2 separate regions of the Homo sapiens genome follow, and region 1 is linked to region 2. The links are chromatin contacts, found by Hi-C or POLR2A ChIA-PET in ENCODE. All regions are on one chromosome and are shown on one strand. Each heading gives the region's core, a stretch centred on a gene start or an enhancer-like site at or near the end of the contact. The rest is flanking DNA. Distances are from core to core; before and after follow the strand shown. Region 1 has its middle 11 kb from the start of MIR4322. Region 2 holds the start of CDC37 (cell division cycle 37, HSP90 cochaperone).

Region 1 (3,276 bases), core at 581-3,080, 180 kb before region 2:
CCTGTAATCCCAGCACTTTGGGAGGCCTAGGCAAGCAGATCACTTGAGGCCAGGAGTTCGACACCAGCCTGACCAACATGATGAAACCCCCGTCTCTACTATAAATACAAAAATTAGCCAGGCTTGGTGGCACATGCCTGTAATGCCAGCTACTCGGGAGGCTGAGGCAGGAGAATCACTTGAACTCAGGAGGTGGAGGTTGTAGTGAGTCGAGATCACATCATTGCACTCCAGCCTGGGCATCAGAATAAGACTCCGTCTCAAAAACAAAACAAAACAAAACAAAAAAACTCCTGACCTCAGGTGATCTGCCCACCTCGGCCTCCCAAAGTGGTGGGATTACAGGCATGAGCCACCGTGCCCGGCCCTATTTTATTTTCTTCCTAGCACTTAACACTCACTGAAATGACCATCATTTGCTTTTGTTTTATTTATTCAACAAGTATTTACTGAGGACCTACTGTGTGTAGGCATTCCAGGCAGAGGGAACAGCAGGTGCAAAGGCCCTGGGGTGGGAACATGCCAAGTAGTGTTTAAGATGTTAGAGATAGCCAGGCATGGTGGCTCATGCCTGTAATCCCAGCACTTTGGGAGGCTGAGGTGGGAGGAGCACTGAGCCCAGGAGTTTGAGAGCAGCCTGGGCAACATGGTGAAACCCTGTCTCTACAAACAATACAAAAAAGCAGGCCAGTGTGTTGGCACATACCTGTAGTTCCACCTACTTGGGAGATTGAGGTGGGAGGATGGCTTGAGCCCAGGAGGTCAAGGCTGCGGTGAGCTGTGATTACGTCACTGCACTCCAGCCTGGGTGACAGAGTCAGACCCTGTATCAAAAAAAAAAAAAAAGTTAGAGAGCCATAAATAGCCAGGCAAGTTGGCTCACACCTGTAATCTCAGCACTTTGGGAGGTTGAGGCAGGCAGATCTCTTAAGCCTAGGAGTTCAAGACCAGCCTGGGCAACATGGAAGAATCATGTCTCTACAAAAAAAGAAAATTAGCAGGCTTATAATCCCAGTTACTAGGAAGCCTGAGGTGGAAGTATCACCTGAGCCCATGAGCCCAGGAGGTTGAGGCTGTAGTGAGCTGTGATTGCACCACTGCACTTGAGCCTGGGTAACAGAGTAAGACCTTGTCTCAAAAAAAAACAAAAAAACAACACTGGAGATACATTAGTAAATAAGGCAGGTGCAGTCCTATATTCACAGTGCTTGTATTTTAATGGGGGTAGAGACAGATAAATTGATACATATTAGGTTGGTGCTAAAATCATTGCGGTTTTTGCCATTAAAAGTCATTGTAGGCTGGGCACGGTAGCTCACGCCTGTAATCCCAGCACTTTGGGGGGCCGAGGTGGGTGGATCACAAGGTCAGGAGATTGAGACCATCCTGGCTAACACGGTGAAACCCTGTCTCTACTAAAAAAAAAAAATACAAAAAATTAGCCTGGTATGGTGGCGGGCACTAGTAGTCCCAGCTACTCAGGAGGCTGAGGCAGGAGAATGGCGTGAACCCAGGAGGCGGAGTTTGCAGTGAGCCGAGATCGGGCCATACACTCTAGCCTGGGTGACAGAGCGAGACTCCATCTCAAAAAAAAAAAAAAGTCATTGCGGTTTTTGCCATTAAAAGAAATAGCAAAAGTCATTGCAATTTTTGCTATTAAAGGTAATGGCAAAAACCGCAATGACTTTTGCACCAACTTAATAATATATACTGCCAGGTAATAAGCAAGTGACTCCTTTCTGAGGAGGTGGCATTTGAGCAGAGTCCTGAAGGGGGAGATAGAGAACCCTGTGGGTACTTGGGGAAAATCTATTGACTCCAGCCTGGCCTGTGCCTTTTTCCCCCACCCCACCCCCCATCCCATCTAGGGTTCAGGTTTCCAAACAGAGGTTGTTGTCTCAACTGCTAGAGAAGGGGAATTCCGATGGGGGTTGCAGGCCCTCAGCCTCTGCGGTCTGCCTTCTCTCCCACTGGCTGTCCTAGTCTTTGAGCTGGTGTTGCTGTGTGGGGCTCCAGCTTGGGTGCCTAGGGTCCCCCATCAAAGGGTTCATGCCTGAAATCCCAGCACTTTGGGAGGCCAAGGTGGAGGCAGGAGGATCGCTTGAGCCCAGGAGTTCGAGACCAGCCTGGGCAACATAGGGAGACCCCCCATCTCTACAAAAAAAAAAAAAAAAAAAATTAGCCAGGCATGGTGGTGCATGTCTGTGGTCCCAGCTACTTGGGAGGCTGAAGTGAACCATGATGGCACCAACTGCACTACAGCCTAGGCAACAGAGCAAGACCCTGTCTTAAAAAACAAACAAACAAAAAAACTCTAGACTTTTCTTCAAAGGAGCCACTGAGCCGGCTGCCTGCAGACAAAAGAGAAGAGTATCACCAGGGAACCCACCGAGGGACCCACCCGAGGCTGCATCCTATCTTGGCTTCTCCTGGTTCTTGATGAACTTCGTGGCTCCTCCTTCCATGGCAAAGAGGGAGCTAAGTGGCCTCTCTCTGTCTTTTTTTTTGCTCTGCTCTGTCGCGCAGGCTGGAGTGCAGTGCCGTGATCTTGGCTCACTGCATTCTCCACCTCCCGGATTCAAGCAATTCTCTTGCCTCAGCTTCCTGAGTAGCTGGGACTACAGGCACCCGCCACCACACCCAGCTAATTTTTGTATTTTTTGCAGAGACGGGGTTTCCCTATGTTGGCAGGCTGGTCTCGAACTCCTGATCTCAAGTGACCCACCCACCTCAGCCTCCCAAAGTGCTGGAATTATAGGAGTGAGCCACTGCACTCAGCTGAGTGGCCTTTCTCTAGCCCAGTGGTGGATCCAGTATGGTCTGGAGTCAGCCTGCTTGGGTTCAAATCCAGACAGGCGCTACCCCGACTAGCGCTGTGTGACTCTGAGCAGTTTGCTTGATCTCTCTGAACTCACACCTCCATAAGAGTTTATAGTAACTTCCACCTCCTGAGCAGTCAAGTCTTTATGCCTGGAAAGTGCTCGGTGAAGATCAGCCATTACTTTTGGGAACACCGTGTCTAAGGGTGGGTATCTGGGTTCTTTGTAGCCCCCTCAAACCATCTCTCCAGCTCCCCGGGAGGCACATACAATTGGGAGGATGTAGGAGCCTCCCACCACCTGCCAGGCTGTCTCCTTCAGAGAAAGCAGGGAGATCCCAGACCGAGTTAATCCCTGGGAGGTGCAGGTGAGTTGCCCCTGGGAAAGATCCCGGTTGACCTCTGTTTTCTCCTGGCTCAGGCCGGGTTAAGGGTGTCAGGAGCACAGAATGGGAAGG
Region 2 (3,286 bases), core at 586-3,085:
ATGAAGAGACTAATGCCGTATTCCAGAGTATTCTGGAAGGATGGGAAAGGGACCTTCTAGTTGTTTCTGGATAAATGATGGGGAATTGCCCTATGGGAGGGTGGGGTAAGAGATCCTCACTAGAAGGTTCTGAGAGGTATATGCCCTTCGTTTAAGAGCACAACATGGCTGGGTGCGGTGGCTCACGCCTGTAATCCCAGCACTTTGGGAGGCCGAGGTGGGTGGATCAACTGAGGTCGGAAGTTCAAGACCAGCCTGACCAACATGGAGAAACCCTGTCTCTACCAAAAATACAAAATTAGCCAGGCATGGTGGTGCATCATGCCTGTAATCCCAGCTACTCAGGAGGCTGAGGCAGGAGAATCACTTGAACCCGGGAGGCAGAGGTTGCAGTGAGCCAAGATTGTGCCACTGCACTCCAGCCTGGGCGACAAGAAGGAAACTTCGTCTCAAAAAAAAAAAAAAAAAAAAAAAAAGGAATACAACAGACACTGGTATGTAATGCAGGCACACTCATTTGGGGTAGCAGGAGGTTAAACCTTTAAGTCTTAGTCATCCCATTGGCTCGTGAGCACTGAGAGGGTGGTGGGACATGGATCACCCAGGCTTGGGATTCTGGGGTCTGGATTCGGGACCTCTGTTGTGGTCAGATAGAAGAAGGGGTGGTGAATTTAGAATCAGACCAGGAGAGTCCCTGGATAAGAGCAGGGACAATTTGGGTCACAGAGTAGCTAACAGGCTGGGGACAAAAGGTGGGGTGGGTTTGGGGTTCTGGGCTTGAGTTAGGGGAGAGTTTCCAATGCTGGCTGAGGCTCATACAGGAAGCCAGTCTGGGAAGTGGGTGGTGACAGGGTCTGCAATACCAAGTAGGAGCAGGGGCTCTGGCTAGGCCGGAAGCCACGTGGGCAGGATTTCCTGGTATAATGGGAAATGGGTCTACCGGAGGCCAAAGGAGAGGCTGGAATGTGAGGCTCTATCGGGTTGGAGCTGGTAGTTAGATCCAGAGGGGAACCAGATTCCAAAACCCAAGTACTCGGTGAGACTAAGGATCCTGAAGGGGGACGGTTCTACACTCTAGGAAGGGGGTCCTGGGTGTGGGCAGGGACAGGAATATCAGAGTAGCACAGAGTTCCTTGTTCCGTTTAGAAAAGGAGTGGCGACTCCGGATCTGAATGGGAACCCCGGATCAAGATCCCGGAAAGTAGATCCCGGGACAGACCAAAGTATTGGGGGTCCAGACTACGGAGGTGGGGGGGCGATGGGAGATCCCAGATAGGAAGTGAATACCCGAATAGGATGAGGGATCATCTAGAAGAATTTGGGGTCCAAACTTTGAGGCAGAGTTCTGGGTATAAATGTTAACTGCCGAACAGAATTAGGGAGAACCCCCAAGACTCGTCTAGGGGACTCCAGACTATGAAGAAGTTCTAGGGGGTGAATAGGGAATCCCACGCAAAAATCGGAGCAGGGAGTGGGGGAGCGGAGATCCAGGGCAGGGACTCAGGGTCCCAATGGTACTGGGGTCCCGGAGTTGAATCGAAGCTCCTGAAAATCCAGACTGGGGGGGTGAGAATCCTAGGTGTGAACAGCGGGGTCCCTGGGCAGTATCGGGGATCACAACTCCGAAGCGGGGTCCGGGAGTGGGGAAAGGGATGGGCGCGCGCGCCTTACCTGATGCCGCCAGCGGAAGAGACTGGCCGTGTCGATGTTGGGGTGCGTCTCGTCTTCATCATCAGACACCTCAATGTGGTCCCACACGCTGTAGTCCACCATCTTGCCTTGGCGGCCCAGCCCGCTCCGGCTCGGGTGGCGGCGACGGCGGCAGCAGTGGAGACTAGGAGCGCGGAGCCCCGCCCCTTCCGCTTCCGCCGAGCGCGGGAAACCCCGCCCTGTGTGACGTCACATCCCTAGTAACCGCGGCAGCGGCACTAGCTACCCAGCCAGCCTTAAAGGGCCCTGCGTAAGTGTTCCGGCCCCCTGGAGTTCCCGCAGAGACTCCGCGTCATCGGGCGCTGGGGCTCCGCTAGGTCTCCTGGGGGCATATGAGTGCGCGCTTCAACTCCGAGCCCCCCTCATCTCCCGCCGCTCCACGGTGGGCGTTTGGGGTGGCAGGGAGGGGACGGTTGATGAGACTGAGAGGACTGTCCCCTCAGCCACGCCGCAGTGACGTCTGCAAGGGGTAGGGACACGGCGGGAAGGCCCTCCCCCTGCCCTTCGTAAACGGGGACCTAAGCCTGCGCTGGAGAGGGGCGCCTGATGACTCCTCGGACTTTCTCAGCCCGAGGAGGACTGGACCTGCCCTGGGGGTGTCTAAATCGGGGGTGGTATGGCCCTCCCCTTGCAGGGTTAAACGTGGAGGGGAGACTGTGGCCCTGCCTTGGGAGCTGGGGTTTCCCCGCCTCGGCAACAGCCTTCTCCTTGTCTTCCACCTCCTGCCATTCGCAGCGAGGACTCGCGCGAGCGCGCGCGCGCACACACACACACACACACACACACACGCACACACACACACACACACACTTTGGAATCACCCGGACCCCCTCAAAACGGGTCTCGGCTCCCCACCCCGCTGGCCGCTGGGTGTCGCTAGAGTCTAGCCCACGGCGCGTATTCCTGGCCCCGCGCTTGGTGGGGGGAATCGTGGAGGGGTGGAAGGGGGCTTTCCTTGTCGTCACAGTCTGGGGCCACGCATAGCCCCTCCCCGTTCGTCTTGGGGTACGCTTCCTCCGCCGGGGCTCTAAGGACTCCATTACTCTAAGCATGCAGGGCCTCGACCACCTCACACTTCCATGCATCCCAATCCACGCTTTGATACCAGGATAATAGGCCGTGTTGCAGCCTTGGGCCAGGATTATCTCAGATTAAAGGGTGCTCCCTCGGGGGTCAGGCTGGATAGGAGGAGCTCCAGCCACTCCGGTGAGGGGCGCCTCTTCCTAGTCTCCCCTGGAGCCGACGTTGGAGGCAGTGCCTGGAGAGAGCGAGCGAAGTTCTCCAGAAGGGGGAGGATTCCCCGGTGCATGGAGCGGGAAGGGCCATCGGACAAAAACGTCCTCCCGCTGCCGCCCTTCCCCCTCGCGCTTCATTCAAACCCGCGAGTGGGCGGGCAGGGGCGGGGGAGTCCCCATCTCCTACCCCTCCCTCTTCCCCTCCACCCTGGCAGTCCAGCACATCAGTGGCCGTCACGGCCCGGGCACGCGCGCGCACGGACCCACACCCCGGCGGCTCTCACAATCGCACACACACATACACACACACACCAGCAAACAAAGGGTCTGGACACCCCCGT

What was found. Hi-C counts contacts between places; a loop is a spot of excess contacts on that map. ChIA-PET counts read pairs that join two places held with the same protein, here RNA polymerase II (POLR2A). Pooled maps may share reads with other maps.
Region 1: a loop to region 2 is called in a pooled map, with 2.4 times the contacts of the local background. The contact joins the enhancer-like site here to the promoter of CDC37 in region 2. A Hi-C loop is called at or near these places in 2 of 50 pooled maps. POLR2A ChIA-PET finds 5 or more read pairs at or near these places in 5 of 52 experiments (CD4-positive, alpha-beta T cell, H1, K562 and 2 more).

Annotation. Positions count from the first base shown.
Region 1 is chr19:10,218,046-10,221,321 of GRCh38, forward strand. No RefSeq gene overlaps it. Among named protein-coding and RNA genes, the nearest start is that of MIR4322, 11 kb to the right of the region's middle. RefSeq lists enhancers at 1,521-2,021, 1,662-1,711, 1,842-2,071, 2,022-2,522, 2,292-2,371. Within about 2 kb of position 1,831, at least 2 of the 41 ENCODE cell types and tissues checked have a DNase peak (open chromatin) inside an H3K27ac peak, as active enhancers do.
Region 2 is chr19:10,401,707-10,404,992 of GRCh38, forward strand. CDC37 (cell division cycle 37, HSP90 cochaperone) reads right to left here and starts at 1,836. Exons shown (of 8, transcript NM_007065.4): 1 at 1,672-1,836. The coding sequence starts at 1,773. MIR1181 (microRNA 1181) reads right to left here and starts at 1,832; the gene lies at 1,752-1,832. RefSeq lists a silencer at 1,552-1,611 and an enhancer at 2,012-2,361.